2 separate regions of the Homo sapiens genome follow, and region 2 is linked to region 1. A link is a loop called in an ENCODE intact Hi-C map of the cell type or tissue named here. Cell type or tissue: ascending aorta. All regions are shown on one strand. Each heading gives the region's core, and the rest is flanking DNA. Links, peaks and the distances in the headings are about the cores only. Region 1 has its middle 75 kb from the start of KCNJ3. Region 2 has its middle 6.1 kb from the start of KCNJ3.

What was found. Hi-C counts contacts between places; a loop is a spot of excess contacts. Peaks named below come from ENCODE experiments on the same cell type or tissue, not always from the same donor. Only the 100,000 strongest peaks of a DNase experiment are listed, where the experiment ranks them.
Region 2: a loop joins it to region 1, with 2.8 times the contacts of the local background. A loop is called at or near these places in 9 of 110 quality-filtered maps.

Annotation. Positions count from the first base shown.
Region 1 is chr2:154,618,077-154,629,388 of GRCh38, forward strand. No RefSeq gene overlaps it. Among named protein-coding and RNA genes, the nearest start is that of KCNJ3, 75 kb to the right of the region's middle. In ascending aorta, for the core only: a CTCF peak has its summit at 5,926 (motif pointing right); a DNase peak (open chromatin) is centred at 5,955.
Region 2 is chr2:154,686,933-154,698,244 of GRCh38, forward strand. No RefSeq gene overlaps it. Among named protein-coding and RNA genes, the nearest start is that of KCNJ3, 6.1 kb to the right of the region's middle. In ascending aorta, for the core only: no CTCF peak of the experiment used is centred there; a DNase peak (open chromatin) is centred at 6,209.

The DNA of each region.
Region 1 (11,312 bases), core at 2,287-10,286:
AGTGAAAAGGGTACAAGAGTTCATATAAGGAAAGATAGACTCATTCAATTTCTTTTTCTTCCACTTGCTATCTGGGTGACCTGGAGCAAAGGAATTGGCCACATATGTATGTTAGGATTCACAGTTGTAGGTAGAAGAAACAAACTCTGGCTGATTAAGTGCAACTTGATTCATTAGAAGGATTAATATATGACTCAGAGAAGCAGTAGAAGAATAAGTGTTGCATTTCCATTATAATTACATAGAATAGTAATGATGGTGTGTGGTAAACATACAATTTTTGAAGCTGGTGTTACACTGATGCTGTTTGACATTTAGTACTAATACTCTATAAACGGCTATTCGATAAGAACAGGAAGAACTTAAATTGGACATTAGCTAGTGAATGACTAGAAATTCTATCAGGATCTGTTCATTTAATTTTGTCTTGTCCTTTCAGAAAATGAATCTATAATTTATAACTCTCAGGAAAAAAATATTGAAATCTTCACATAGCTCTATTGATTCAAATTTTAAGATATATAGATGTTAAAACAATCTTATAATAAAATTATCACACCATTAAGATGGTTACCAGGAAGACTTCAGCATTTTTACTAGTTCTTTGTTTTACTTTTTTCTCTTAGTGGTTTTTTTTTTTTTTTCCCAGTCTCTCTAATTATCACCTATTCCATCTATAGGCATCTTAATCAGTTTTGGCCATACACATTTACTCAGAATTCCAGAAGAAAATTAGATTGTATAATACATGGTTGATTTCCCTTTATGTTAGCTTGACAAATAGCAAGTGACAAGATTAGCCATCCAGGAATCCACAATTAAAGACTATGGTTTAATTATAACCATGTTAATCAGACTGGCAGAATTTTTTGCCCAGTCCTCTGATAAACCAATAACAAAAATTACCAAAGTCTTCTTTGGTATAAAGAGAGGCAAGGATAATTTGTGAAAATAATAGCTTTTGCTTGAAAGATATAGAGGTTTACTCATTATGTTTTCTAGAATGTTTTCATTATATTTTCTAAAATAAGAGAATTAGCTTATGGTGTGAGATTCGGGGTTCTGGATTTTTAGAATTTTAACTGCTTTCAATGAAAAAGATTCATTATGCACAATACTGTTGTTATGACCATTTTACTTTTTTTTTTTTTTATCATTTACAAACAAGGACAGCACATGTTTTAAGTGATGCTTCTTTGCACTATCCATGACCTGTGAAACTGCTATTACCATCAGTGAAAGGATGAAGGAAATCATCTGACCTTGGAAAATAGTAACCATTTACCTTTAGTCACCAACACTTTCTTGTGATGAGATGTTCTGTTAGTGGCTGTACTTATACTTGTTATCTCAGTGTAAATGACTGTGTACTGTTTCCTTCATACACTGATTTGCAGATGTGCAAATTAGAGAAGTCTACTAGCTAGCATTCCTTTTCACCCAAACTGCAGAGGAGAGATGCTTTCACTCTGTTAGTTATATGATTACTTTGCTGAGACCATTTAATGCTAATATGCGCTTTTGTCTGCATTCATCTTTTTGCTTTTAGTTCTGCCAGCATAGTCAGTTGTTACCCCCTCCTCATGTGCCTCAGCCTTGCTATTGGAGCCATCTACCTAGCTGACTTAATCTCTATTTCCATAGAAAATAGACATGTACAAGTTTAGTAATTCCCTATGACATGGCAAAAAAAAAAAAAAAAGCCCTGTAGAGACTTGTAAACTATTCTTTAAAAGCACCTAAGAATGAAATGTCACATTGCATGATAAGAATAGTTAGTGATGCCTGTAATCCCAGCACTTTGGGAGGCCGAGGCGGGCGGATCACGAGGTCAGGAGATCGAGACCATCCTGGCTAACACAGTGAAACCCCGTCTCTACTAAAAATACAAAAAAAATTAGCCGGGCGCGGTGGCAGGTGCCTGTAGTCCCAGCTACTCGGGAGGCTGAGGCAGGAGAATGGCGTGAACCCGGGAGGTGGAGCTTACAGTGAGCTGAGATAGCGCCATTGCGCTCCAGCCTGGGTGACAGAGCAAGACTCCGCAGCCCCCACCCCCCCCCCCCCAAAAAAAAGAATAGTTAGTGATGTGACACAATTAATGGTCTATGCTAGAAGTGCCATAGTGAGGCTTTTCATATTTTTAGTCATCAGTCATTCATTGAATATGTATTAATACATGTGTGTATTAGAGTTCTCCAGACAAACAGAACCCATAATATATATAAAGATATAAAGAGAGAGACGTATTAGGAGGAATTGGCTCATGAAAGATTACGGAGGCTGAGAAGTCCCACAATCTTTCTGCAAGCTGGAGGCTCAGGAAAGCTGGTGGTATAGCTCCAGTTAAAACCTGAGGCCTGAGAAGCAGTGGAGCTGATGATGTGCTTCCAGTTAAAGGCCAAAATCCCGAGAAGCAGGCAGCTGCTAGTGTCAGTCCTGGAGTCTGAAGGCCCAGGAACCAAGATCACTGATGTCTGAGGGCAGGAGAAGATGAATGTCTCAGTTTAAGCAAAGAGAGCAACTTCGCCCTTTCTCTGCCTTTTTATTATTTTCAGGCCCTCAATAGGTTGAATGGAGCCCATTGGTGAGGGCAGATCTTCTTCACTCAGTCCGCTGATTCAAATGCTAATCCCTTCCAGGAACACCCTCATAGACGCACCCAGAAATAACGTTTTACCAGCTATGTGGGCATAGCTGAACTGACACAAAAGCTGACACAAACTGACACAAAAGCTTAACTCTAACAACAACACATCTTTCTTTCTTTCTCTCTCTTTCTTTTTCTTTTCCTTCCTTCCTTCCTTCCTTCCTTCCTTCCTTCCTTCCTTCCTTCCTTCCTTCCTTCCTTTCTTCCTTCCCTCCCTCCCTCCCTCGCTCTCTCTTCCTTCCTTCCTTCCTTCCTTTCTCCCTTTCTTTCTTTCTTTCTTTCTTTCTTTCTTTCTTTCTTTCTTTCTTTCTTTCTTTCTTTCTTTCTTTCTTTCTTTCTCTTTCTTTCATACCATTAACTGTTCAGTCAGAAAGTAAAAGTCATAATAAAGTATTTTGATAGACATTATAGTCTACATTCAGACAGACCTATGTTTGAATCCTGACCCATTCTCTTACTAGTAAGTTTACTTAGCTTCTATGAAATGGGTTTTACCTTTTGGGATTATTCTGAGGATATGATAAATTGATAAGCTTAAAGTGGCAACCAGGGTCTTACTGAATCTGGGTCCCACTCTTGGGTGTGTAGTTGTGGGAAATAAGCTACTTCCTGAAGCTCTAATGCAGATACATTTATATCGTAGATTCCCTGAGGACTGTAAATCACATCGCTATGTTGAAGATGTTTGGTGTTAAGGACATAGCAGTACAGGATTGTGATGCCATGGAGCTAATATAAATAGGATAAGTAGTTTCATTCTATGTATAGCCATGGGCAGGAGGAGGTGGATGTCCCTTTGGATATTTATGTCATACCTTAAAAAATCACATTGCTTCAAAAATAATTTTCACTTTATAATTCATTTATACTTACTTTTTTATTAAGTAACTTTCAGTCATATAAAATAAAATTTACAATGGTAATGATAATAAAAATAGAAAATCACTAACTAGTAAACAAGTGGTCAATATTATATATAATATAAAATTATATATTTTATATATAATGATATTATTAATTATTAATTGATATATATTTTAATATGATATATATTATAAATGTAAAAATACATATGGTTTTATATGTGTGTGTGTGTGTGTATACACACACACACACATATATTTGCCTTTATGTTAGTTTCCAAGCTCCTTTTAACCAGGGTAAGATTGGCAAAACAAGTTGCAGTATTTTATTATCAGAAGGGAGGACATATATATGTGTGTATATATATATATATAATTCATTCAGTTGAAATAAAATTTTTCACATGGGACTTTGAAGCAGACATATAAAAGGCAATCTCATCAATGATAAATTTATGAAAAATATAGAAGCAAATTTACTATAACTATTTCAACTACTTTACAAATTCTGAAGATACAACAAGTGTTTACAATTCAGTGAGAATTATACTAAGAAGCACTAAGATAATGTGATCCAGGCATATGTCTTTCTGGTGGTCCAAGCAAGAAGTGAATGCAAATGAGAAAATACTGATTGTAGTAGATAAAGAATGGAAAGTATTTCCCTTAAACAACTTTCCATCTGCTGAAATTTTAAGAGTGAGTGATTTGATGTGGCTTAGTAATGTCAGTGTTCTACAGTGCTAAGAATAAAATTAGATTCTTTAGAGACTGAGATGACATTAGGAAAGTCAAGAAATATATCTATTGTTCTGTCTTCATTAAATATCTTCTACCTCTATGTATGTGGTTCAAGAGAATCCCAAAATTGTGTTTAATAAAGGTTTTACAAATAGCTTTTCTACATTCCTTTATCTGTTATTACATTTGATTGGTTTTTAATTGTTTTTGATTGTCTCCCTTTCCCCTTCTTGGAGCATCTCTCGCTGTACTCTCTCCCTGACTCTCGGTGATTACCCAGGTCCTACTTCCTTAGTAGATGAGGCCTGTGTTCTTTAGTTCATCAATTGCTTACACTTCTAACTATAACCTTATCTGATTCTCAACTATCTCTGTCTCCTTGCCTTTAATCACAAATGGTGCAGGGTACTTCTCTTTCTTCAGGTCAAACCAGGTCAACTCAGGGCAATCTCCTGTGATCCTGACTTCCATCTCTTAAGAGACTGTGAGCTCTTCAAGGTCAGTTATTATGTCCTAACCACTTTGGTCTTCTCTAGCAGGTGTATAGTTGGCCTCCTTATGTCCCCTGGGCCTTACCATCTGAATCACTAAACTGGACGTTCTTTGCTTGGGCTTGCTCTAGCACCTGTGCACTCTAGTCACATGCACTGCATGTGGAGATCCTAGAGAATTAATCCCTCCCTTCCCCCAACCCAGGTTCAGCCCTCAAATGATGACTTCTAAAAGTTGGTATATACATATTCCAGCCCTCTTGCTCCTCAGGCAGGATAACTAGGATGAACGTGCTCTACACTGGCTACCAGAATTCACCAGCCTGATTCAATTCTAGTTGACCCACAGTAATGCTTAATAATGTACCTTTCATCAGTTTTCATCTTTTCCCTGTTTCTCTTTGCTTTCCACTTCCCCTACCCAGGTGTTTCCCTGGATCACTTCCCAAGGAAATAACTTGCAAACAAATCTTAGTTTCTGGGTTTGCTTTCAGGGATATATATAAAAAAAAATGTTTTCTACACCCAACTCTGAGACTATCACATAGAGCATTATAAGTGTTTGTTGAGTGAATAAATGAATAAAATTAACAAATCATGAATCTTGCCATGTTACTTGAATTCATATGAGCTAAACTGTATTTTAAGGTTTTAAATAACTCAGCTACTATTCTTGCCATATTTGCACTACACGTTATTCAGTATCTTGTCTGTATTGTAGTAAACTTAGATTATCTTTGCTATAAATTGCTTTACCATGTCAATACATATTCTTTCATGTTAATATTTTTCTAGATTGTAAAACATTCCCAGATTAAAGCACGTGCAGTCTACATGCCAGGAATGGTTCACAAATAGCAGAAGTTTAAGCTAGTAATGCCAGCTTTATCTGCAAAACAGATCACAATGACAATTGCAAGCTTCTGCTGTTGATGTTGAAAACATACGTTTGCTGTGCCTCCTAAATAAAAATAAAACCTAGTCACAGAAGACACATTTGTGCTAGGCAAAGACCTCATTGGAATCCCTTATTACTTCTCAGCTATCTGGGGCCAAAATACCCTTGAATATTTTTTTGATCATTGCCTCTCTTAATTTTTCCAAAATTGTAAAGTAAGTTAGGCACCATGTAAAACTTTAGGATTTGAAGATGCTTTTTCTCTTTGTCCTCCACAGTCCAGCAGAGGGAGCAGTGTGTCACCCAGAAAAGCTTCAGCCACACACATACTTGAGCACTGGATTCTATGAGACAGACAGATGCTTGGATTTCGGTGAAAAGTATCCTTGACATAAGCTGAGAGCAGAGGCGCAAAAATGCTAGCGAAAATGGAAAGGACAGTCACATACACAGTGAAATTTGAGAGACTGAGTCAAACATATCTCAATCAAAATCTGCTTCCTAATCAGTTCTATTAATGCACTGAAGATTCCTTGGAAAAAAGAAAATATTGTTTAGAGGAAGAGAAGGCCACCCTAGAGCATTACGACTCATGAAAATCTTCAAATGGATTAGTCAGTAGGAAGCAGTGAGTATGATGACTAGCAAATTAAACTTTGGAGTCATGCTGTGGACTCAATTCCTGACTTTCACATATTAACTGTGTGACTTTATTCAAGTGATATAATACCTTGAACACTCACACTCTTTACCTTAAAAGTGGGGATAATAATATCAACATCATAGTACAGTCATAAGTATTAAATACCATAAAAGGGCTTAGCATAAATCATCAATAGTATCTCAGTAAATGTTAGCCCTTCTTGTTCGATTGATTAAAGTTATTTACCATGACCCTCAGGAAAAGAAACAGGCCAATGTGAAATCCAGTGCAAATAATGAAAAAAGGAAAATTACACAGGTGGAAAATTCTAGGGATGAGATAAAATGATAGGTCTTGAATTTTGGAGGCTGCCCAGTGTGCATCCACCGATATTAGGCACCAGAGAGTAGAAATATGAGGGTAGGAGAGGTCACCAGAAGCAGCAGGAAGTAATAGTATTTAAGTCAAGTACTGCCTCGCTTGTACATTTATCTGGCTTGATTGTGCCAGGAAAGTCTTCTTTCACTGGGACCAAAGGGTTCAAAAAGAGGGTGAAATAGCTAAACTCAATGCAGAGCTTTCTTCAAGTCAAATTTTCTTGAGTGTACAAAACATTAAAATGTTGGCAAAGGCATATGAATACTTGGCATCAAGGGCAACTAGGAATAAAGGTAGACTGAGCTTCCTTTTTTGTGTGTATCAATCTTATTTTAGTTCTGTTTGGATATGGGCCAGCCCTTGGGACACAATTTTTCTCCTGCTCTTACTTCAAAAATCATCATTGTGTCCATTATCCTTGCCTGTCTTTCAGGAGTATCCTTCCTCTGTGTTAGATTTTTTGGAGGTGTATCCACAGCTGTATGGAACCAGAAATGACCAATGCTAAAATAGTTTATCCATGCTGCAATCTGATCCTTTCCTCTTTCTCCATCTCCCTCTGACTTCTTATTCCTCCCTTGAAAATTAACTGTTTTATTTCATAGTCCGTTGCATTTTACCTGTATTTTTCCCCTCAATTTTGTGCATGTATATCGAAGGGTTGTTGCTGTGGCAACCTTCTGTGAGGAAGCTTTTGAGCTGTTCTATTACTATATATTAAGGTAGATTATAGAAGGAATCATTTTTAAAATAGAAATTTAACCAAATTTATATCTAAAAATGTTAGAGCACCAGGACTCTGAGTGTAAAAATCTTCTGTAATTGAGTTCATTATTTACAAATATTATTAGTGTTATTACTCTTTGTGTTCATTTTTACCTTGGGTTTGGAGAACCATTTTCATTTTTTTTCCTTTTTATCCTAGAGCATACTGCAAGTCGGCATCTGGTACAATTGTTCTCAAGTGTATTTCTCAATATGTGCTATAATAAGTGTCTCTCTATTTTCTTTAGTTTTCAATAAATATTTGCTCATAATTTTTCTTTTCCTCTTCTTAATTACTCTTTATGAAGCAAAACTTCTATGTATAGAATGTGTACTGGATCCTCTCTTAGATGAATCTGTCATGTATCAGACCATCATGCCCTCAGAGTGTTATGGAACAGCTGTGATTTCTGACCGTGACTCTCGGGTAGGTATCAAGAAATAGGAATATGGAAAGTGAAGTCTAGCCTTGTGTAGTTTCTGCAGTTTTTCCTTTTCCTTCATTTCCACAGTTTCTACTTATGAACTGGAATTCTCTTGTTCTTCCACCAGTGGTGTTTATGGCACATGCACACACACAAACACACACTCCTCATTCAGAGAATTGTAGAGCTGACTAAGGAATTAACATATTGCTTTCAGTGGGAAAGGTTTAAAGTGCCTCTTCCTTATGGTTTCTTCTTCATGGCTCTCTTTTATCCTCATAGTCTACATTTTTCAAGCCTGTATCTTTAGAGTCTCATAATTTTTAGGTGCACTAGACCAAGAATTCCTGAGAAGAGAAGTTATAGCTTTCTCATTTTTAACATACCCTAGCACAGGATCTGGCACATTAAAGGCACTTGGTAAATGATTTGTTGTGTGCTGTAATGAAGGTCATACAGATACTATATACACATAATTTTAAAGAATCGTAACCATTTTATTATGTCCATTGGAATTAACAATGTGCAACACAGTGTGTCCCCCATGTAGCAGTGGCATCAAATATATGGGCGTTGGTCAGGCCTGGTGACTTATGCTTGTAATCCCACCACTTTGGGAGGCAAAGGCAGAAGGAAAGCTTGAGCCCAAGAGTTTGAGACCAGCGTGGGAAACATGGCAAAACCCTGTCTCTTGGCAAAACCCCCAAAATACAAAAATTAGCTGAGTGTGGTGACACATGCCTGTAATCCCAGCTACTTGAGAGGCTGAGGTAGGAAGATCACCTGAGCCTGGAGAGACTTAGGCTGCAGTGAGCCGTGATCACACCACTGCACTCCAGCCTGGGTGACAGAGTGCGCAGAGTGAGACTTTTTCTTTCATATGTATATATATGTATATATGAGACAGAAAATTCATATATATATATATATATATATATATATATATATATGGAAGTTAATTCAGTTCATTTTAATATTTGTTCTACATTTTTGGACTGATTGAATGGCTATCCTAAATAATTTGTCTTTGCTAGCGTTTGTATATACATCCCTGCCAGTACTGAAATGTGTTGAAGTGGTTTGGCACTTGAAGGAATAGTTCATGAATTCTAAGGAGTAAGGCCATTACCCTACCTGACATATTTGGTACAGAAGTTTTAATCTCTAAAGTATCAAGCTTATTATTAAAATTAAGGTTTTGCTTTAGTATATATTTATATTAGAAACTTCACTTTCTCAATTCTTTGAGTTTCATATAACAAAAAGCTTTAAAATACCCCAATATATAAAAAAACTTTTATGTTGATGTTCTGATTTTAATTAACCATTTAAATTATAGAGTAAGCCATTTCCCTTCCAACTTTATCAATATCAGAATTACAGAATTGCTATTTTAATTTTTTAAGGTTAATTTTAAATTTATCTTTTTGAGACAGAGTCTTGGTCTGTCACCCAGGTGGGAGTGCAGTGGTGCGATCACTGCTCCCAGGTTCAGGTGATCCTCCCACCTCAGCCCCCCAGGTAACTGGAACTACAGGCAGGCACTAACACGCCTGGCTAATATTTTAAATTTTTTGTAGAGATGGGACCTCGCTATGTTGCGTGGGCTGGTCTCAAGCTCCTGGCCTCAAATGGCCTTCCAACGTTGGTCTTTCAAAATGCTGGAATTATAGGCCTGAGCCACCATGCCTGCCTCAATTTCGATTTTAGAAAATATAAATTTAGTGCTTGCTGTTCAAAAATATCTTCCATTGTAACATTCTTTATGTGTTGGCCATCTAAACAGTATTGTCCTATGTGCTGGCAATGTATAGCTAGTGGGAAAATGAGATTTATAATTCTGTAATTTAAATTTTTTATTTCTCCTTCATCCATTTTTCAATAATTATTAAATTTGGGGTTGTGATGTTTGTTTTCCCATTATACTTTTTCTAGGAAATTATATAAAAATCATAAGTTGTTTCTTTGACCATGAATTTTCAAATATTTCAGAATAACGGATTATAGGCACATATTCATTCTAAAGTGGACAATTTGGCAACATGGTACTAGGTTTTTGCAAATGTATGTACATATGTATTCATATTTTATATAAGGCTTAAAAAGTCACACTTTTATAATCTCTGGCCCTCACCTCTTCACCTGCAAAGTGAGGGATTCAATTGAATTGTTTTTGCACAACTGCTTCTGGGCTTTAATTGCCTTATTCTGAGAATAAATTCATCTAAAACTCATGACTACCTTTCAGTTTGACTCTCAATGCTCTTCCATTACTCCTTCTTTCACTGATTATCCCCACCATTCATATTGCCTTATCAGTCAGAAAAAGAGTATTTCTTGAAACAGTCCTCTCTTTCTCATCTTTAATATGTTATTGACTCTTGTTTGAGTTTATTCTTCAATGTCTTACATATGGTCCATATCCATTTCTCCATAACAGTCCAATCCATAATCATATATTGCTTGGAAAATTGCAGTAGCCGCCTAAGGGGGTCTCCTTGAATCTCTTACTCTATTCCAATCTCCTCTTAAATGGTACTTAGAGATATCGTTTAAAATTCCAATTGCTCATGTCATTTCCTGCTTGAAACACTGCATTGGGAATAAAAAAAACAGCTATGTTAACTGGTCATGCTAGACCCTAATTAATCTATTCCTACTCCTATCTGTTTCTCCACTTCCATCTTGGTACATTTACTCATCTTTTTTCCTTCAATTTTCCATATTGGATGTCTTTCAGTTCTTCAAACATGCAATATTTTCATATGTCTCAAGTCTTTTGCTATTCTCTTCTCTGTCAACATCTTATTAGCTCATCCCATTCTACTTTTACTAGTCAACTTCTACTTAGTTTCTGCTGTCCACCCCGGAAACACTTAGCTAGGGGAGACTATTGAGACTCTGTACTAGACCAAGATGCTATTACACACTCTGCTTATTTTATATGATATCTTAATCTGCCAGAACTCATCAAAGTGCTAAATATTTTATAATTCATAAATATATTACTTCCATTAGATGAGAAGCTCTCTGAAGAAGGAATTGTGTCCATTTCATTCACCATCAGGCATTAACTATTAAGTCCACTGTAGAAGTAGAGAAGAACCACCTATTGGTAAGCTGGTAATGTGTACTGCATTACAGATGACAAGTCTCAACATAGGATACAATCATCCATCCCTGTAAAAGAGAGCTTTATAAAAATAGAATTATACAGTACATACCATTTATAACCTGTTGTATTCACCTGCAAATTCAGTAGATTGTCAATATGTACATGTTCTCACAAAAATCTGCATCGATTTTTGTAAACTCTATAGAAGTTAATCATAGGAATTGAATACTCTTACTATTTTTTACCTGTTTTGTTTGCTTTGTGTTTTGATTTTTTTATTAAAACAATTACATAATCATTCAGAAAACTATATATTTATGTACTACTTTGATCATTTCAAAGAGCA
Region 2 (11,312 bases), core at 1,435-9,434, 68 kb after region 1:
AAGCTGATGTGGTGCAGTGCCTGGTCTCTGGCTTAGTGAGGAAAATATTTCTAAATGAATCAACCAAACAACTAGCAACAAATAAACAAAACCCTGAAATCAATTTATAAAGCAAGAGTCATCTGGGAGTCTCCTTGTCTCTTAGAGAACTATTCCAACTCGACTTGAACCTATGGCCTAATCCAATCTAAAACCCTCAAAGAGAGTTATTTGAGTTTTTAGGGTTTAATTCCTCCTGTGTCTCCTTACCTTTAAGCTGTTGTACCTATAAATACTGCCTTGGCTTTGCCTCGTATCAGGGTGAATGTGAAGTCTAGGTAATTCATTGGCTTCAGAAAAATCATGAGACAGTTTAGCTTTGTGAACATTGAACACCATCATGGGGAAGAGTCACCTACCAGAGTGACAGGCCTCCTCTCCTAGTGCTGACACCTCTTCCAACTCTTCTTCTCTTCCTCTTATCCTTCTTCCTCTCAGAAGTAAAAGGCAGTTCTTCAGACCTCTCCCTGAGATAGTTCTATCCACTGTCAAATGTCCCAGAGTCTGACAGGCTCATTTTTTTTTTTTTTTTTTTTTTGAGATGGAGTTTCACTCTGTTGCCCAGGCTGGAGTGCAATGGCGTGATCTCAGCTTACTGCAACCTCCACCTCCCGGGTTCAAGCGATTCTCTTGCCTCAGCCTCCTGAGTAGCTGGGATTACAGGCGGCTGCCACCACAACTAACTTTTGTACTTTACAGTAGAGATGGGGTTTCATCATGGTGGCCAGCTGGTCTCAATCTCCTGACCTCAGGTGATCTGCCCGCCTTGCCCTCCCAGAGTGCTAGGATTACAGGCGTGAGCCACCACGCCTGGCCAGGCTCACTTCTTAAGTGTTCTGGTGAACAAGTCTTCCACCATTTCATTACAGGAAAAACTTAAGGAAAGTTTTGTTTTATTTTGCTTCTTGTAGTAGTTTTGTGGTTGTTCAGAGTTGGAGGGCGTGACAGTTTTGTTGGGTAGCTAAGAAGCCACTTCTTTTTTATATAAAGGCAAGGATTTCCTAAGTTGTGGAATATGGTCATAAGTGGATTTTCCCTTTCATCAATATGCAAAGATATTATGAATAAAAATGAATTAATGTATCTATGAAACCAGAGATAGTAAAGTCAGAGTAGGAGAATTTCAGACACAGCTAACATAAAAAAAAAGTAACAGGAAAATGGGAAAACGTAGAGAGTAAAAGCAAGCACATTCTTATTTCTGTTGAGTTGAGCTGAGAAAACATAGTTTGCAGTTTATAAACCTAGAATGTTATAAAGAAGGGAGGACACAGAACTCTTTTGAACTTAGTTATTGCTTTAATTTCACTTTATTTCTATAGCTGCGAAATCGTCTGTAGGCTTAGTGGCAAATTAGAAGTTCTCCATGTGGATTTTATTTTCAAGTAATGATAATTTTAGAATTTGTTTTCATGGATCTTGAAAATATTGTGTGACAGATCTTAGGCACTATGCTTTATGTAGATTTTCTCATTTAATCCTTTTATCAAACTACCTCACAGGGGTAGGTGCTATTTCTATTTCATTTTAACAGTGAGAAAATACAAGAACAGCAAATTTAGTAATTTGCCTAAGTTCACACAGCCAGAAAGTGCAAAGCAAGGATTTACACTCCAGTAATCTCAGGGTAGTATCAGAGGTCATTTTTAAGAGGATCTTGAAATTCACGCTGATTAAGGTAACTTTGAATTGTGTTTTGAGCATCAAGTGTTTTAGTATGATTAACAGAGTGGAAGGTTATCCCCAATAAAATAATACCTTTTAATTATACTGTAACAATTTAAAATGTCTGATAACAAATTTATAATTACCTTACAAATTTTACTGATGGAGTTGATAGAGTATTTTCATAATGCGTGCTTTTGTCCCATTGATTAGTGCTACATCTCTTATTACTCATTAGTAGATTCGGAACAGGAAGCAATATGGAATTGGAACAACTAAGGCGTTAACTATCTTAGTCACGTTGTGTACATTCTGCTGAGACATTATCATGCCAGACTTCGTTAATAATTGCAGTACCCTTAAAAAATGGACTTCAAATTCAATTCCAGAAGCAAGAACACTGGGAAACAATGACAAATTAAAGAAGAAAAAGAAATGACACTTCTCTTTCAGTATGAATATCTACATGGTAGCAGAGATTCAGAAATGCATGGTAATTAGGAAATGTTCTGCGTTAAATTGTTTAGGCAATATTCTTTCAGGAGAATCACAGTAGTATTTACTGTGATGGCTACTGCAAATATATCCAATTTAATAGCACAGTTTAAATGAATTCTGATAACTACTTTGTCCTTCATCTATGTTACCTCTAACAATTGGTATGCAACCTTTCACAGCTGTAGAGGCAGCCTTGTCATTCATTGATGTTGTCAAGAAGCATAAATAATCACTATGTGACATTTTGACACGAGGGTTTATTTAGTGATGTTTGCATCCTGGCATTGACAGAATATGTGAGGACATTCTATCAGCAGCACCTCCAGCCTCACAGAATACAGAAAAGAATGTGCACTTTACTGATAACTGGAAGTGAGATTTAACCTCCCTCTCCCAACTTTCTTATGTTTTCCTCCACATTTCTCTAATTGTTACATCCCCATTCTTTGCTTTTATTAAAAAGAACTTGCTAAAATAACTTCCTTGTATCCAGGAAGTTAATTTATTATTTGGTAATTTCACGACATGTTTTTATTCACTTTTTGATGTCTGTTTGATGCAAAACAAAAACTACACAGAATGTTAATGTTAAACAGCAGGTATCTCCTTAATATTATGTGTCTGATACAGTGCTAACATCCATTCACCCTCTTTAATAGGGAAATTTGTGTATTTTTAGAATTCTGTCAATCATCTTTGCTGTGTTTGGAGAATAGACTTTCCAATTAGTAGATAGAGATGAGAGAAGGAAAACGAGTAGCTTTAGAAAATCATTACATTTTATATTTTAATTGGCTATTTGAATACCAAGATGTTTCTAGAGTCACATCACCTATGTGGTAATAATAAATAGGTAGATGCTCCCTATGAATGAATTGAATACAATTTTTATTTTCAGGTTAGTTTTAAATAATAATTGCTAATTACTCAAATGGAAATTTGAGTTACAAGCACACACCTTGTAGGGTGGAGGAAAGACCATGTAACAAGGAAGTAGAGAATTTTAATACATTCCCACTCTACCAATAAAATCATCCCCAGGGCCTCTTCCGTTATTTCCAGGAAAATCATGAAGATGATCTGAGGATGGCTGGGTAATCATGAAAGTGGGTGAGTTTTAGTGGCCATCTTATAGGGTAAACTCAAAACAGTTCTTTCCCCAAATGAAAATCATTTTAAAGTTCCCTTCAGTAAAAACTGGGAGGAATTCTACAAATGAGTGTGTAAAAATGACATTCTAGTTTCTGGCAGTTTTTTTTTTTCTGTAGTTGTTCTCTACCCACCATCTCTAAATAATTGTATTATATAGAGCAGATGACCAGCATGGCTGAACCCGGCCTGGCTCTGTATCTTTGTGGACACACAGTGGTGTGGTCTTCCTCTAGCTTAATGGTAACCTTTGTGAGAATTTTAATTTCTGTGTTCTTTCTTCCTCCTGGAAAGTATGATGCAAAGTGGTGAGAATTATAAAGACAGAACTTCTACATACACGTACACAGAAAGCAGAAATATTATTAATGGAAAAAGTTTAAACATTTATGAGCCTTACAATTCAGCAGCTCCAGACTCCCCCATCCATGTTCATTATTTATGCCTGCATGGGTGGTGGCATTGGATGAAACTGCAGTCACTGTGCAGTGTGTCCTGCTTTTCCCAGTTGCTTTTCCACTGGGAGAAAGATCCTCCCATGAACAAAAGTTTATATCCACACGTTGGACTCTTGCGATTTGTGAGACAGCAGGGAACCAGGGTTTACTAATTGCAACTGTTCCTGGTGCCAAAGAATGAGGGATCTCAGGAGTGGGGAAGGAAGATTGATGTTCTGTGTGTGACATTTCCCAGGGAAGCTCCTCTGCAACAGGCATGCCGTTCCCATTGATCAGTTTCTTAATCCTAGCTGTGCTGTCAGAATCACCAGTGGAGCTTCTGAAAAATACCAACGCCTTGGTCCTCCCCCAGATATATAATTGATTGGGAGTGGAGTCCTGAGGTGATTCCGATGCATGGCTAAAAACTATAAACACAGCAATTAATTTCAGAAAATTCATTTCACCATTCTCCCTTTATATTCACCTTTCAATTTACCATTCTAACCTGGGTTACCTGCCATTAAATGTTTGAGTTCTGTTCCCTGCCCCTTTGTCACGGAGGGTCTTTCCTGCCTTACTGGCTTCTCCCTTATTCCCTATACCTGTCCTCTTGTCCAGCTGCTCTGTTTCTCCCTTCTCTCCCTCTCCTTCATGCAGTCTTAATGCAGCCTCCATACTGGAGGATGCTAGAGGAAGTTACATAGATATATGTATATCTTCTAGCCAATTATATTCAAAACAAAGATGAACATGGATGGCTATGGGTTGTACCCTATACCCCAGTCACCTCTTACTCCACAAAATGGAATTCATGTGATTGCACCAAAACTAAAGTCTAATGCATATATTCATAATCTGCTGATTAGATTATAGAAATATTTCTGGATATTTGTAACAAAACTTCTGAAGAGACACCGATAAGTTCCATTTCTCTACTCTGTCTGGCAGCCATGGAGATATGCCACTGGATCTTCCTTCAGGAAGAGCTTGCCCTTTCACCTGGAGGCCATGCAGTTAGCTCATGGCCTCCAGTTACAGCACCTTTCCAGATCTGAAGCAGCATTCAGCTAAAGACAAGGACTGACAAGGGCAGCTCCCAGCCACTGACAACTCGGTGGGCTATTAGGACCAGGCCATCTTTTCCCAATGTGGTACTCTTCTAATGGGCACGCTGGGCTCGGGAGCTCCCCATTGAGTTAGCCAAGACTTTATCTGACTTACATCTGATTTACATCGTAGTCTGAGTCCCTCTCTACTCAATTCTTCTTCTTATACCTCTCCATCTTTCCTTTCACAGGTGTCAGCTCTGCATCACAGTTGAAGTCTGTCTCTGCTTCATTTTCTTCTTTCGCCTTTTATCTTTTTTAGGCATTGAACCCTAAGAAACTTCCCCTCTTAACTTTCTCTCAGCATCTGCTTCCCAGATAAGCTGTGTTGACGTTATTATCTGCCTTAATATTTTTAAACATTGTTTAAAACTTTTATTACTGTTTTCCAATTACTGAAAAATAATTGCAATCTTTTCTGTATATACATACACAGAATATTAGAGTGAAAATTTTACCACCTCTAAAATCTACTGTTTGTATTTTTCTCCCAGAATTTTAATACATGTTTGAAAGGTTCTATAACATGGTTACAAATTATTTCTTATTTTATTCTAATTGTGTAAAAATCTTACCCTTAAAAATCTTGTCATTAAAAATCCGTTCTCAGAGTTCTAAAATTAAGTAGTCTGAGCAGAGAGAATTTAATGCTGAACCAAATGTAAGTGATTCCAGTTTGATAGGTTTGGAAAACTCCCATTAGCCAGAGCCATATTTCCTGAAGGGACTTACTTGTTCCTCTGAATGCAAATAAAGCAGTCCTCTTCCTTTAGGTACTTACCACATTGTATTGATTATTATTATTGTCATTATTATTTTGAAAAAATACATATTGTCATAATATATTTTGTTGACATAATTTCTTCATTTCTGATCTGCACAAACCTTGGCATAGTGCTAGATACATGGTTTGTGCACATTAAGGGTTTATTGTACTGAATTAGGCAAAATTCTTATACATATTTTGACATCTGCGACTTCATTGGTGTTCTCAGGGGGAGAAATCCTCAGTATAACTTCCATGTACCTAGATGAGAATAGGAAATTGTTATTTTTCTTTGAAGCCCTGCCAAAAAAAACTTTAGGTCTGATAAAACAGTTATTTCTTTTTAAACAGATGTCGAGCTCTTGAAGACTTTAAAAGTCCTTATTATTTCATAAATCAGCATACTCCAATGTACAGCTTTGCAGTAAAGAGAAGGTTTAAGTCAGGAAAACCTTGTTAAATAAATGGTCTACAAGTTAGAATGGCATATTGCCTTTCTCCGAATCCTCAGGCAGAGGCCAGGGTTTGGAGCCAAGATTAAAGGCTGGATGAGTCATCTGCCATGGTATGGCAATGCCTCTGTTCTCACGTCTGCGCAATCAAATCTCAAACTGATTTCTCCTTCTCGTTTTTTTCTTCTCTTTTTGGCAAGAGAGAAAATAACTTCAGCATTCTTTTTTAGGAGGGTAAAAAAAAAGGAACACCATTCTATTTCCCAAAATTGCATATAGAATTTCAAAGAGTGACCTCTTCCCAGATATAGCAAAACTTATGGTGGCAATGGGAATGTGTCACCTTTTGATGTATGAAAGCATTAGATCCCCAGGCCTGCCCATCTCTTCATTGTACTTTTGGAGAATGGTAGGATTAGGAGTAAAGGAGTATTAAATATAATACCATCTTCCCCAGACAGTAATTAATATTTCTGGCCATGCAGACTGTCACGTGGTATGTCACAGTGGCAATAAGTGAATGACGAGAAGACAGACTCCAGGGATACTGAGATGTTCAAAGCCTTGCTTTTGTCACAGTTGGCCGATTAAGTCATTTTTAGAATTTGGACTTCTCAGGGGCAGAGGTTTTTTCTTTCATATTAGATATACTCTTTTCCCCACACCGTTCAGTTACATAATAGGATAAGTGCATGTAGAAAGTATAAAACACAGAATCATATTCTTCATTTTTGAAGTTATAGTTATTCATGATATTACTAATTTTGGACACAGCAAATAAGACACTGCCAGAAGTACTTTCCAGGCAGAATAAATATGTAGCTTGCTCCTAGCCGAGTTTGTTAAATATAGCTTTGATCCCCCCCACCCTCATGAACTGTATGGTAGTTTTCTCGTAATCTACCACCCTATCTTTAAATGTTAGACTCCAGATGATTTTGTATTCTGCAGTTACATTTTCCAGATCTTTTCTGGCTTTGTGGCCTGGCCTGAAATTGTGTGCCTCTCTCTCCTTTGACCCATTCTGCTTGCAGTGTTTCACTTCAGTTCATCAGACAGCACCTGATTAGGAGGCCTTCCATCATCCATTCCCCACACATCCTCCTGGCCTCTGCACAACGGGGCTGGCTGCCCTCCAGAACCTCATCCTGGAAGCAGCTGCCCTCACAGGAAAAGATGAGTTTGGTTCATCTGTGAACATTTTCAAGGAGTTGAACTCAATGTCACAAATAGGTCAAAGCCTCAGTGACATTTAAAGTGTGACAAAATGGCATCCTTAAAAATATTTAATTTCCCTGGCAGGACTGTGTCATTAAAAGAATAGAAATCTTGACAATAAGCAGATGTGTTTTGGAATCCCTGCTTCACTGCCTATCTGTGTAATATAAATGCTAACCTGTACAGTTCTAAGCACATTACCTGGCACATTAAAGTAGGTTCTTAATAAATTTTGGTTCTCTCTAAAACTCTATCAAGTGTTTATCATGCGTAAGGCCAGTTTGGATCATGGAATACCGGATGGTACCAAATTATTAAGAAGTCGATGCTCAGGGTGCTCAGAGGGAATCTTCATAAATTCTAAGCTGAAATACCAGTTAGAATGTGAAAAATGCCACATTGCAAATCTAGGGAAATGAGAGTTCAGAGGAGGGATGTATTACTCTTAGTGGGAGTATATAAGGAAAAACTTTATGACATCAATAGCAATTGAAATAAAATATGAAGAAGTCCTTCCCTTTCCTTACATACTAGTGCCTATTATTTGAACTTTGCAGGTGTAGAAAAAAGATATTCTAAGTGATGAGAAAAAAAGTGAGCAAATGAAGATAATATAGGGCATGTTTGAGAAATACCTAATAGTCAAAGTTGGCTAGAGCAAAGTGCCCATTAAAAGGAAGGTAGGAGATAATTTGGAAAGCTAGATTATGCCATGTGTTGGAGAATCTTAGATTTCACCTGCATGAGAAGCTAGGCCTATAAAGGAAGAAGGCCTTTGCCACGAATCAGGAATCCTAGGCTCTTTTCTTACTCTGCCACTACCTGGTAAGGGACGGTAGAGCATCCAGGTTCTACAGTCATATTGTTCTGTGGTCAAATCTGTTTCCACTTATCAACTCTGTGACATTGAACAAGTTATTTCGCCTTTATATCCCCAATTTCCTCACTTGTAAAATGAGAGGATTAGACTAGACCATGTCTCCTGAAGTATAAACTTATTTGTTTATAAATTTGGTTGCTAGAAAATGGCAAAGGTTTTTCATGAAAAAGTGTTTTTCAAAAAGTGGGAATGTTTTAAGATCTTCCAGATGAAATAACTGGAGAACTTTTATTTTCTATAACAATACTAAACACATGGTTTAAGGTGAGAGATCTAGTACTACTATCCTGGGCAGTCTGCAGGAGAGGAAAACCAAATAAAGACAAGAAAGTTATTTGAGTTGGGCCTAACTTGAAATGAGAATTTGAAGAACAGTAGTGACTTTTTTTTTTTAAAGAGAGGGGGAATTATGAGGGATATTGCAGCAATAACAATAAAAAAGACTTGGAACCTGATTCAGTATCATTTCTAAAGCTAACGAGCATAGGAAGTATTACTCTTTTTCAACAAAAACTTACATGTTTTTTATATTGCCATATAAGTGATCTGATTTAGTCATTACTTTTATTTAATTCCATATTACTCAGAGAGCTTCAATGCATGTAAAGTTTCCAGTGATATAGATTGGCACATATTATTGATCTAATAAATATTTATTGTGGACCTAGTATGTGATACTTTTCTAGGTACTGGAGACATAGCAGAGAACAAGACAGATGAGGTCCTTGCTCTTGTACAGCTTACATGCTACAACTGATAATGGTGGAAGAGAAAGACAACAAACAAATGAAGAAAATGGTAGCTAAAAAAAAAAGTGAGATGAGGAACATAGATAAGGTTGATGTGATGGGAATACCTGAGATGCTAGGGAAGGCTTCCCTGAGAAGGATGCATTTAGGTTGAGAGTTGAATGAGTGAAGGAGCGAGCAACACGGAGCGGCAGAGCAAGAACTTTCTAGGTAGAGGGAACAGATCTAGTGCAAAGGCCCAGGGCTGGAGCTATGCTTTGGTGTGTATCAGGAATTGAAAGAAGCCAAGCTGCCAAGGGCATAATGAGCTTGGGGGAGAGTAGTCAGAGATGAGATGAGAGTATAGGTGTTAGTTCACAGCATGCTGCCAACTCCAAAAGCTCATTTGTAATCTCTTCTTGGTCTTGTTGCAACTTTATAGCCCACTATATAACATCCTTCATAGCAGAAATAAAAAAAACACATTTACTCTCTTTTTTCATACCAACACTAGGAAAATGTTCAAACTCCCAATTTCTCAGGGGAGAAAATTAGGTCTCAAAGTTGTTCAGCTACTTGCTCAAGGTCACACAGCTTGTAAATGGCACAGACGCGACTCAAATCAGGTCTTATGATTCTAGGACCAGAGAAGTTTCCACTTCCCACGGTGTCACTTTCCCTTCTTATGTAATTTTAAGAGAACAAACAGATAGTTACTGACCTTTTATCAGCGAACTGGCAGGAGAAGCATCTGTAACTGAGGATAGATGTTTTAACCAAATAACAGTGAGAGTCCCCTGCTTATGGCTGACAACCTGACATGCACTTTCCTGCAGTTGGTTTATAAGTAGAGAGGTAGAGAGGAGTACCTATTGGCAGAGAATGCATAGAGTAATTATGTACTTATTTTCCTTTCCATGGGAATCTTATAGCAGCCTTTTGCTTTTATAATGCCATGATTTGATGATTTTCCAACAAAATCAACTTCATGTATCTGGGCTGACTGAAATATGCCTTAAGATACCATGGCATTTTAAAGCAAACGTGAAATGTGGTAAACAAGCTGGTATTTACTCATGGGCACTCTATTAGCTATTTCTGCACTTTGCCCCTCCATTAAGTTAACTGCCAGGCTGAGGCCATTAAAATCCAGCCTTCTTCCTTCAATTATAGGCACACATTAACTCTAGATATTCTGAGCCTTTCTAATAGAGCCATTTGCAGAAAGGATTTCTATTAGTGTTTCTCTCCTTTCTGTTCTCATCCTAAGGCCCCTCCTGCTTCCTGCAACTTTGAGTTCTGAATATGCCTATCTGAGAGCCAGTTGGGATCTCTGTTTATGATGCAACCCCAAATCCAGGCATCCGTTTAAACGAGTGCCCAGTTACAGAGACATATTGTACTTCTCTTCCTTCAGAGAGCAGCATTTGCTTTTTACTGGGGGCTTTCTGACTGATGCAGGGGGCGAGGAAGGAGAGTTGGCGGGCGTTTGGGAGCAGATTTAGAGCCGCTTCTCATTGGAGGGGCTCGCTTTTCCTGAGCTGCCAGACACTGCAGGCTCAACTGAGGCTCGGAGGTGCAATTCAGGCTGGTGGAGCAGCGGGGGAAGGCAGGGACAGGCGGGGCTAGCGCGGCTCTGCAGCTGATCACACGCACCACCACACACACCACATTCCTGCTGCCCCGGCTTGCGCCTCGCATCTTCCACCCGGGGCCACCGAGGCGCTGACAAGGAGTGGGGGACCGAAGAAGGAAGAGGCAGAGGAAAAGCTAGAGCGGCGCTACTGTTTAACCTGAAAGTCTGACCGGCAGCCCAAGGCTCGAACCCCGTCCAGCAGCACCGCTGTCGCCTGGAAGGAGGGCACAGCGCCAAGGAACCCACGAGCCCCCGCTCGAGTCATTCTGTGCTCTGTGCGCCAAGGATCTTTCTGGCAGGGACAGCGCGGTGCCCTCAGGGAGGTGCGGAGCTTGGGGGACCTGCATTGGCGCCCATCGTGGTACACCAGGAAAAGTGGGAACGAGGAAAACAGCCGTGAGCGCAGAGTGCGAGGCCAGGCTGCCGCTACCGCCCGCTGCGCCGCCTCCTGCCCTCTCCCGCTGGGTGAGTGCCCAGGCTTCGCGCACTGCCGTGTCTCAGCTGAGCGCGGGGGCGGCCTGCGGGCCCTTGAGGGTCCGCCGGAGGGCCCCGGTGGCGCCCGCGGAAACTCGGCGGTCGGGGGACGCCAGGCGGACAGGTCTCTGGAGTCCGGAACCCGGGAATCTGAGCCCGGAGGGCGTGGGTAGGGGGCGTTGCACCAGTGCCCGGCAGACATGCCTTTGGGCGGGATTTTGGCTAAAAGATAGGAGACAGGTGCGCCGGGGGTGCGGGGAG